Regions from separate parts of the Homo sapiens genome. Here all the other regions are linked to region 1. A link is a loop called in an ENCODE intact Hi-C map of the cell type or tissue named here. Cell type or tissue: A673. All regions are shown on one strand. Region 1 overlaps WDR25 (WD repeat domain 25). Region 2 has its middle 110 kb from the start of LINC02285. Region 3 overlaps LINC02320 (long intergenic non-protein coding RNA 2320). Region 4 overlaps WDR25 (WD repeat domain 25).

Evidence for each region. Peaks named below come from ENCODE experiments on the same cell type or tissue, not always from the same donor. Only the 100,000 strongest peaks of a DNase experiment are listed, where the experiment ranks them.
Region 2: a loop joins it to region 1, with 9 times the contacts of the local background. A loop is called at or near these places in 6 of 110 quality-filtered maps.
Region 3: it touches region 1 in a loop (10-fold over the local background); 68 of 110 quality-filtered maps call a loop at or near these places.
Region 4: a loop joins it to region 1, with 2.1 times the contacts of the local background. A loop is called at or near these places in 6 of 110 quality-filtered maps.

Annotation. Positions count from the first base shown.
Region 1 is chr14:100,382,390-100,384,889 of GRCh38, reverse strand. The region is part of intron 2 of WDR25 (WD repeat domain 25); the gene reads right to left. Among named protein-coding and RNA genes, the nearest start is that of WDR25, 7.2 kb to the right of the region's middle. RefSeq lists enhancers at 1,390-1,899, 2,126-2,500. In A673, a CTCF peak has its summit at 1,027 (motif pointing left); a DNase peak (open chromatin) is centred at 1,009; H3K27ac peaks cover 1,189 bases.
Region 2 is chr14:101,234,017-101,236,516 of GRCh38, reverse strand. No RefSeq gene overlaps it. Among named protein-coding and RNA genes, the nearest start is that of LINC02285, 110 kb to the right of the region's middle. RefSeq lists an enhancer at 1-491. In A673, a CTCF peak has its summit at 1,088 (motif pointing right); a DNase peak (open chromatin) is centred at 1,106.
Region 3 is chr14:101,627,599-101,630,098 of GRCh38, reverse strand. It overlaps LINC02320 (long intergenic non-protein coding RNA 2320), which reads left to right. Exons shown (of 6, transcript NR_184269.1): 6 at 695-1,750. Among named protein-coding and RNA genes, the nearest start is that of DIO3, 67 kb to the right of the region's middle. In A673, CTCF peaks have their summits at 1,265 and 1,464 (motif pointing right); a DNase peak (open chromatin) is centred at 1,528; H3K4me3 peaks cover 518 bases.
Region 4 is chr14:100,523,752-100,526,251 of GRCh38, reverse strand. It overlaps WDR25 (WD repeat domain 25), which reads right to left. Exons shown (of 7, transcript NM_001161476.3): 5 at 212-382. Among named protein-coding and RNA genes, the nearest start is that of BEGAIN, 62 kb to the left of the region's middle. In A673, a CTCF peak has its summit at 1,230 (motif pointing left); a DNase peak (open chromatin) is centred at 1,211.

The DNA of each region.
Region 1 (2,500 bases):
AAGGGGCTGGCCGTAGAGGAAGGACCCAAGCAGGTCTTGTCACCCAGCCCCCAAGCTCTTCCCTCCTTCCTGATCCAGCAGGGGCCCAGAAGACACTGGCAGATTTTAACCAAAAGGCAGGGGGAAAGCACCCTGGGAAGGGTGTACTGCTGCACCCGCCTCTTTGAGCTCATTCCATGCTGCACCCACCATTTCCTCTCCTCCAGGGACTGGGCTGCAGCCAGCCAGGACTCCTGCCTGTGCCCGAGGCCCTATCCCCACTCCAGACCCACCACCCACACCCACACACTGCCTTCCCCAGATCACCAGGTCCCCAAGATCTGCCATGCTGCCCCACCTCTGACACCAAGGAGGGAAAAGAACACCATGTGCCTCCCAGCCAGGCCACGCACAAACCTGGTGGCCCAGCAAGCCTGAGGCCTCAGCCGGGACTTCTGGCCACAGCTCCTGCCTGGCTCCCCGCCGGTTCCCAATCTGTCTTCCCATCCTGGCTCCTCCAGCCCCTGCCATACACTCTTCACACTGAAAAGTTGTTCAAAGTCAATTTGCCCAAAACCAATTTGCCAAATAACCCCATCACTGAAAACTGACAAATATCTTAAAACAGAGAGGGCCCTGGCCCACCATTTGTATCTATGGCTTATAAAAGCCCTAATGTTCACGACACCACAGTAAAAAAAGAGGGTCAGGAGATGCCAACCCTAGCAGCCATGCTGACCCTGGCCCAACCTCATGACAGCAAATGTGCTCTGCCCTGGGAAGGAACCCAGGGTGCACAGTGCAGTGGGTGGGGCTCCCCAGAAGCTGCCTGGCAGCCCAAGGGGCCCATGCCAGTGTCATCACCTGCAGCACACACAGTCTCCTCGGGACAGGCGGGCACAGCTGCGGCGCCTGGCCCCACCCAGGGCAGCCCCACAGACCCGGACCCAGGTCTCTGAATCGCCCAGGAGCAGGGCATTCCTACCACAGTCCCTCAGTCTGAGCCACCCTCACTGCCATTCCAAGCTGGGCCCACTGCGCCCTCTTCTGGTCATGAGGTGTCACAGTTAGTTGGCTGCTCACAGTTTCCCCTCCATGGGGGCAGAAACGTCTCTCCCCCCACGTCCCCAGTGGCACCGTGCCTGGCACATTTGTCTACTCCACAAGGCCAGAAATCAATGCCTCTACTCAGGTGCTCTCTGCTCAAAAACTACCATGGGGATGCTTCTGTTTAGGAAATCTAAATTTCCCAGGCAAAAGTGACCCAAGCTGCCACTCTGCCAGCAGGGCCCAGGGAGCACTTCACGCCACCAGGCGAAGGCCAGTCCCACAGGGCCCCAGGTCTGCCCCTCACCATCAGGAGAGAGAACTCCAGAGGTGAGCGGGCAGGTAAAAGAAGGCCTCAACAGGAAGGTGAGCACAGGGAGGACAAGGGCCACCACTTGAACTCCAGGGCCAGTCAGACACTGCCCAGGCCCACCAGCAACCCTCCAGATGGGCTTCCCATCCTCCAGCCCTTGCAGCGCAGACTTGGGAAGGAGAGCAGAGAAGCCCCGGGGCCACAGGATCAATCCCAGCATGCTGTGATCCACGCCAGGGATGCCAGAAGCCTCCGCGCACACTTCACAGCCCCCGGAATGGCAGGAAAAGCACCAAAGACCTAAGTGGAAAATCCTGGAACTCCAGGCTGAAGAGAGAATATGACGTTCTCTCCCACAGGACTCTGAGTCTTGCTAGAAAAGAGCACAGACAAGCCACTTCAGGACTCCAGTTCGCCACTTAAAAATGCCACCCATCAATTCAGCTCATTTCAAAGACATCTCTATACTTGGAGCTTCCTTTCTTCACTTAAGAAAATGTTTCCGAGGGAGAAAAGCTCAAAATGTAATTTGCAAGAGAAAAGATGTAGGAAAGTTGGTTCCAGAACTCTGAGGAAACAAGGGCAAGGGAACCACCATTTACTGAGCGCCTATGAGGTACCTGGCTCTGTGCAAGGCACTTTTTCAGCATTTTTCTCACATGAGCACATGACCCAGGTATGATTTTGCCCTTTTACAAATGAGACACTAGACTCCACAGGAAGGCAGCCGGCCAGTGGTCGACCAGCTAGCTACTCTGCAGCAAAGCTGGATGTGAAGCCAGGTCCCTTGAAGTTATTTCCTTTCCAAGAGCTTTCTGTTCAGCTAGCATTTAGTTGGCACCCGCTACATATCAGGTGCTTTGCTAGCTGCGAGGAGAGAGAGGAGGGATGCAGTGCACAGCTCGAAGGGCTGGAGACAGGTCCCAGGTGGGCACAACGACCTATCACACTGTACCTCCATACTGGGGGACTACATTACTATCACTTCAGTAGCCTGTAAAATAAATAAGACAATGCAAAAAAGAGTTTCCATGTAAAACCAGAAGTCCCCAGAAGGGCACGTGCAACCTTCCCTGACCTTGCTTCCCCAGCCTCAAGTCCCTCACCCACACATGCTTGAAGCCAGCTCCCAGGCCCTCATGCTTGGAGCCAACACATACA
Region 2 (2,500 bases), 850 kb before region 1:
GTGCCTGGGAAAGAGAAAATCCACCGGGAACCTGGAGGAGAGACAGTGCTGTTGTTGTCAGGCTCAGCAAATAAAAACACAGAACACTCTGTTACATTGGAATTTCAGACCAACAATAAATAACGTCTTCATATAAGCGTATCTCAAATGTTGCATCTTTGTCAGACATTCCAACGTAACTGGGCATTGTTTTTCTTTTTTTTCAGATATTTCATCCGGAAATTGTGTAAGGAAGACGAGTTCTGACAATGCTATGAGGCTGCCGTTTGGGGGGATTCTGTGGTGGGAGGACAGCCCTGCCCGACCTCCTGAGGGCCCCCCACCCATCACCATGGCCCTGAGAGGACCTCTGTAACTTCCGCTCACAAGCACTTTTCTCTCCCAGGCCCACTCTCTTGACCAAAATAGAGACTCTTGAAAATGCGTCTGGCAGGGACAGGGGGATGGGTATTGGCCCAGCCCCTCGCTTTCCTGGCCTGAGTCCTCATTGGCCCAGAAAGGACTCGTTCTTCTCTTTCCTTTCCTCCCAAGAACGGGAAAGCCCGGGTGGCTGGCTCCAGCAGCAGGACACGCAGCTCAATCCTGCAGAAGCTTTGAGGATCCCCTCTGTAGGGGGTTCTGAGGGTACATTCAGGGCAGCTCCCAGACCCTGCTGATCAGGTCTTAAAGTCCAAAACTCATGAGATGTCTGATTGCGAGGGTCCTCAGCCCTGCCAACCCAGATGCTGCAGCTGAGGTCTGGAACCAAGGGGTGACCTGGCAGAGGCCACCAGGAGCTGGTGGCAGGCAGGAGGCATCTCCGGGTGGGCGCATCGGATGGGCTGGTCCTTCCTCTTTAAGATCCCTGGCAGTTGGTTTAGTCAAAAGGGGCTGGTTCTCCCCTCCAGAAGCCTGGGCGAGGTGGCCCACCTGGAAGGGACAGGCACCATCCTGGTGGGTCTGGAGGTCTTAGGTCAGAAAATCTGCTGTTTTCTTGGAGGGGGGCTGGAGGACAGAGCCCCTGCACAGAGGGGGCCCATGGCCTTGGTCCTTCCGGGGCCCTATCTGTGGTTCGCTGTCCACTCCAGCCCCAGGCCCTTGGGCACTGAGGATGGCCACTGGGGGGCAGTGCGAGCCAGGAGACCTGGCAGGGATCCACTGGAGCTCCCTGCCCAGCGGGCCCTGCCCAGGAGGAAGCGGCCCAGGGTGGTGAGGGGCCCTGGCAGGCACCCCCGCCTCTCCTGCCTGAGGCGGTTTGGGGACCAAGGCCCTGCTTGGGTACTGAGCTTTTCCCTGATGTCTGTGATCACAGCCCTGGCCATACACAATCACGCACACACACACACGTAAGCACACACATGAACACACGTACACGCTCATAAACATCCACACTCAAGTGCACACACGCAAACACATGTACATGTACACGCAGAGACAGTCATACTCACACATGTACACAGACGTGCACTCACACGCGTTTATAAGTCACACACAACCCACAGAGACATGTTCCCACACACACGCACCCTATTTTGCACATACGGCACACACACAGGCCCAGGAGGGTGGCAGAGGCACCAAATGCCCTCTCGGAATGCAGGGACCTTGAATTTTCCATTTGTTTCTCCCTTGCCGGCAGCCTAGCTGGGAGCTGGGCTCAGACCCTGCTGCTTGAAGCAGGGTGAGCCCCTGTTAGGTCCCCACCGCCAGGCTGGGCCTTCCTCAGAAGCCCCTTCTGCTGCCAAGCAGACCCCCGGGTCCCTGGGCTCACTGCCCTCCCTCTGACCTTGTACCCCAGCTGGGCCGTGTCCTCTGCGAGGCTGGACCCCGCGTCCCTTAGGAGCCCACCCTAGAGGGGGATTCTCTGCTCTCCCGCAGCCCCACTGTGCGGCGTGATCGCACTGGGTGGTCGTGTCCTCTTCTGCGCAGGGACTCCTCACTAGGCTGGAGTCTGAGAAAGGCCCCCCACCCCCGCTGCTCCCCCACTTCCCTCTCTCTTCCGCCATTGTCCTTAGCTGTCTTCTTGCAGCTGCCATCCTCCCTCTGTCTTACAAAGGGAAACCTGGGCCCCCAGCACAGGGAGTGGCTCGCGCAGGGTCACACGCAAGTCAGGAGTGTCTTTTCACAGCTGTCCGAATGCAGGGGGAGCTGCTCCCCTCAGGGACCTTGGTGAGCCCACCCCTGTCGGGTGGGCGATGAGAACCGATGCCCTGAAGTCCCTCCCCCACCGACTCTAGACCACCCTATTTTCATCTGGCTCTGTGAATATGGAAACAACACAGCCCCCAGCTCCCACTCCCTTCCTCTCTCTGCAAACAAGCATTTCCTCACCCCTAAGTGCCATGTCTGCCTGAAAGGTCATGGCTCCTCGAGACCTCCCTACTCTGCTCCCCCAGGGGACCGTCTCTCCTACCCCCTGGACATACAGCCCTTGGCTGTGGGTGCAGAGCCCTTGGCTGCGCTTTCCTTGTTGGGTTTTCTGCTGGTGCGGTGAAGGAGGGCCACCCGACTCCCTCACCTC
Region 3 (2,500 bases), 1.2 Mb before region 1:
CGTGTTGAGAAAGTGACGTAAAGTCAGAGCCAGGAGTGGGCATCCTGAGTGCTCAGCTGCCATTGCTGGGACTCATAATCGCAAGGGAAGGCAGAGACAGAAGTGAGGGTTCCTAAGTGGAAGGTACTCATAAAGCCTTGGCTGAATACGTATGGCTGACACAGGGGTGTCTGTGTTTGCCACCAAAGGGTGGCCCTGGGCTGGGATTACACACGGAGAGAAGGCGGGAGGAAAGTCAGGGAGCCTCAGACCATTGGAGGCTGCATCTATTGACCTCTGATCCCCACAGGCATGGGTGTGGGTGTGGGTGTGGGTGTGGCTGGCTCAAGGGTCAGTGCCCACCAGAGAACTGGACCATAGATGAGCTGGACTTTTCCAACCCTGCCAGCCTGGGCCATCTCAAGGGTGCTATTGGTTGTGAGGGGAGGAGGCCCTCTTTTCTGAGTCCCTCCCCAGATGAGTGCAAGCTGGGACACATATACGAGAAGGATCCTAATAACATGCATGCCAAAATCCTGCTGTCCCAGCCTTTGGTTCCAGCAGTTTGACTTCTGGAAGTCTTTCCCAAGGAAATAACCTTGAACCCACGGTGTCTGCTGTAGCATTCTTCATAAGAGTGACTGCAAACAACCTCTAAGCCCCAAATCATGTATTGGTTAAAAAAATAATGATTCCTTTTCTTGCTTTAACTCAGGTGATCCCTAGAAACACAGCCAGTGGCCCGGAAGCTGCACTGTTTTGTGCACCGCAGGGATGGGCACAGATGGGGCTGCCTGCCCTCCTCCTGGAAGGAGGGAGAACCCAGTCTGGCCTGGAGTGGTCAAGAGCTAACTCTAGACTCAGCAAGACCTACTTCTCTCTCCTGCCCCTACTTCCTTGCTGCTGACCTGGGCAAGTCGCTGAAGCCTCTCCGTGCCTCAGTCTGCTCGTGCGTAAGATGGGCACAGGGCACACTGCCTACTTGATTGGGCTCAACCACGTGCAGTAAGTAGCTGGTGTCTGGCAAGAGCCCTCAGGAAACAGTAACCCCATTAATTCAAATGCACGTGCCTGGAACAGGCTCTGGGGGGCCAGCCCGGGAGTCCCACTCCATGATGGCCACCCTGGGGCCTGGCAGGCTGGGCTGGCATCCCAGGCCCACCGGATACTGGCTGTGCACCCCGGCCAGGCCACACATCTCTGAGCCTCACTTTCCCGTGTGTGAGATGAGGCTAGAAGCTGCTTTCTCTTGCGTGTGTGGGGATTGGCGGTGACAACACGGCCAGGAGCCCAGGCCCAGCCTACGCGAGCAGCCTCGCTCCAGGCCACACGCCCCACTCCTGACAGCTCTGTGCAGCGAGTTCGTGCGCGAGCGGGTGGCTGTCTGCCAGGCGAGGGGCGCGGGTGCCCAAGAGGGCTTCACTGCTTCTGGAAAGATCACAAGGAAAAACCACCTCCGCGGCGGGACGCTACCCGCGGGCCGCTGCGGTCCCGCTCGCGGCCGGCAGGGGGCAGGATGTCCCCGCGAGTCGCCCGTGTCTTCGGGTGTCCTCAGGTCACCCCGCACCGCTCGCAGCCTCCGCGCCTAGTTAAAGGGCGACGCACTCATTTCTGCAAAGAAGGAGCCCAGCGGCCCCTCCCCGGGGAACTCTTTCCATCAACTCGGGGCCTAATAATTTACATTTAATTTGTTAGCGGTTTAATGTTTAATTTTAAAAGCGAGATGATTCATTACCATATTAATAAATAATAACATTTATTATTCTCCTAATGAGTGTCCAAAATACAGAAGCAATTACATGTTTTATATATTTTCTCGTAATTTGAGACACCAGAGCGTTAATTACAGAGACTCACGCGTGGACCCCATTCTGATCCAGGGTCCTGATCCTGCCTTTGTTTCGGTCTCTGAACCAGCCGCCCTCCGGGGCTTCTGCAATTCCCTCAATTAGAGGAGAGGAAGTCGTACGTGACGAAGCTGGGGCTCTCACAGAACCCCGGCGCCCCAGACCCAGGAGCTGCAAGACCTCAGCTCCCCGTGCCCACACTCGGAGACCCAGGCCCCTCCCAGTCCCCCGTCTCCTCTGTGCAGGGTTCTTCAGGAAGAATCGGAAAGAGGCCCCCCGACCCACAACCAGCCTCGCATTCCCTCCTCCCGCAGGGATCCATTGAGCTGGGGGGTGGGACTATCCTCACTTCACAGATGGGGAAACTGAGTCCTGGAGAGAGACGCTCCGGTGTCCTCAGCTGGTGAGGGGCAGATCCGGGAGCCACGTCCCACGCAGTCGGTTGGCCCCAAGCTTGGTTCCTGCCTCAACCCCAGCGCAGGTTGCAGCAGGCCCGCGTAGGAGGGCGGCCTGGGTCTGGACAGATCCACAGCCGGCCAACGCCCCTGGCTAGCTCTCTATGGCTTTGCTTCTTCTCTTGACTTGCCAAGTTCTTCTTGTTCATTGTAGAAAATGTGGAAGGTGAGGCCGGGAGCGGTGGCTCACGCCTGTAATCCTAGCACTTTGGGAGGCCG
Region 4 (2,500 bases), 140 kb before region 1:
GGCACAAGAAGAGCAGAAGGAGGTTGCATCTGGAAGCCCACAGCAAGCTCTCCATGTGTGCGGCAGGCTGAGACCTGACTACCCTCATCCTGGAGATTTCAGTCCAGTGAGCCTCCTCCCACAGAAGGGACCTGGGACCTCAGACAGACCAGAACTACATGGATACGCTCTGTGGCTGAAACTGACAGCAATGCCAAATGGGATTTCTTACGTGGAAAATCTGGTTGGAGATTTTGGCAGAGGTCCGGAAATCCCAGGCAATAATGGTGCGGTCAGCTGAGTCCCGGGTGGAAGCGTCTGTGCTGCTCAGGAACTCGGAGCCTTCCCGGAGGAACAGGATGTCCAAGGTCTGCTGGATGGTCGCCTTGTAGCTTCTCATCACCTGCAAGAGCGGACACCGGTCATGCTGGCAGGCCTGGCAGCACGGACAGGCGCCTATGCAGGGAAGGCCAAGGACCCAGGGGGCAGGCAGGTTTAGTGAAGTTTATGCTGGGCCACACACACCCAGGCTGAGCAGCACCCACAAGCCATATATGGAATCATGGACCCTCCTGCCCCATGCCCAGTCCAGTGTCTGTCAGCTTCTCAGCCCCCCTGCTCTATTGCCACATGGGTCCAGAGAGGCATCCCTATCACCCCTTGAGAGCAGCAGGATCCCAGGGAAAGCGCAAAGGGAAGGGCCTTGACTCGCCAAGGGCACCTCGAGAGCATATTGACATCCATCAACACTGGGGTCATGCTTTGAGTGGGTCCTGCTTCTGAAGACGTCACATAATTCACAGCTTGCAAAGTCCCAGATTGTTGTCCCAGAGGAGCCACAGTAATGCAGGAGCAAGTGTGCTTGGGGACAGACCATAAAGCCAGAATCACAGGACATATTTTAGCTTTAACGACACTTTGTATTGTTTTAGCATCATCACCGATACTTCACAGTCTGCTGTCTCATAAACTGACTTTATTAAGTATTGAGCAGTTGTTTTGCTTTCTTAGAGGATTTTATCACATTCAGCTTCTGCTCTCAAGTATCCAGCTCTGGTGAGGGGATGGAGAAGGGTCCCAGTACCAGGACCAGCAAGTAGCTCCACTTAACAAACTCACAGAGGACAGGACTTTAATGACAATATGGAAATAACATGCTGGGCACCCACGCGCAGCCATGGAAGCGCAGCAAGGTCTCAAGTTGGTCGCAGGGGCCGGCCGGTCCCTTTACCAGTTCCTGGGCCGCCACCATGTGGCTGCAGCATAAACAGTTCAGTCCCTGGGCCCCGCCAGCTCAAAATGAGCCACCTTGACTTTTTAATTGGAGTTCATACCTTTCAAATTTTGCAGACATATTTTCTGTCATCCTCCTTAAAATGTATACATCAAATTCACATTAAATGTGTCACTCCATAATTTCAGTTTAGGTTAGAGGAGGAGGAGGTTGAGGCCCATTCTCTGGATGAGGTTCACTGAGGCCCAGGAAGAGGTACGGATTTGCTCAAGGTCACAGGGCCAGGGCATGGTGGAGCCTCTTCCGACCTCCACGGCTTCCCTGGGACCCACGGTTCATTCTCCTGCTGGTCAATTCCTGCCTCTGTAATTCCTGGGGGAGGGTAGGCAACAGATGACCGCTCTTCTCTGAGCCTCTTCCAAAGCAACCCTCAACCAGGGAGATTTCAGAGTGGGCCCCCTGAAGCCTAAAGAATGATCCAGGGGTGGAAAAAAAAAGCCTTCTGAATGCAGAACAGGGAGACAAGCTGCCCCTCACGGCACGGCTGCCTGCCTTCCTCCACGCACTGGATTCTGCATGCCTGTGCCTGCTCTATCCTCCCACATGGCCTTGATATCACAGCCCCCACCAGCCTCAACACTTTGATCCCTAAGAGGCTGACCCAGGGAAAGGATGAGGAAGATGACGGCCCTCCCTGCCACTCGCTGAGTGCCCGTTAGGTGCTGGGCCTTGGCTGGGGGGTTCACATAAGTTATCTCATGACAAGAGCCCCATAGGTAGCTTCTCTCGGTGGGCATGAAGTCTCAGAGACAGGCAACTTGCCCAGGAGCCAAGAACTACCTACATGCCCCTGCCAACACACCACCTGCCTCCCAAGACAAACTTTTTGAGGAGAACCAAAACAGTTGTTCCGTACATTTTCTGAGAATGGATGGAAATGGCCCAATTCATTAGGGTGTCATAAAAGTGAATGGCTGGGAAACAAGCCGTGTTATGGGCGATCCCTGCCAATAATGTGGCTGCAAGTGGAAGGCTGGCCTTTGAAGTGATCGCCACCGAACATGATTTACTCGCCTTCACAACTGCTCATGCCCCAGGAAAGAGCAAAGGAGCCATTTGTGTGTCTAGCTGGTGGGTTTTATGGCAACCTTAATTACACCAACAGCTGGCATGGGACGCTGCTACCCGAGCCTAACGAGCTGGATCCAAAAGGGAGTCTCACTCAGACTCTTCTGGCAACTGCGGGCCCCTGGTAGAGATGCAGGGACATGGTCTTGGGGAAAGCAG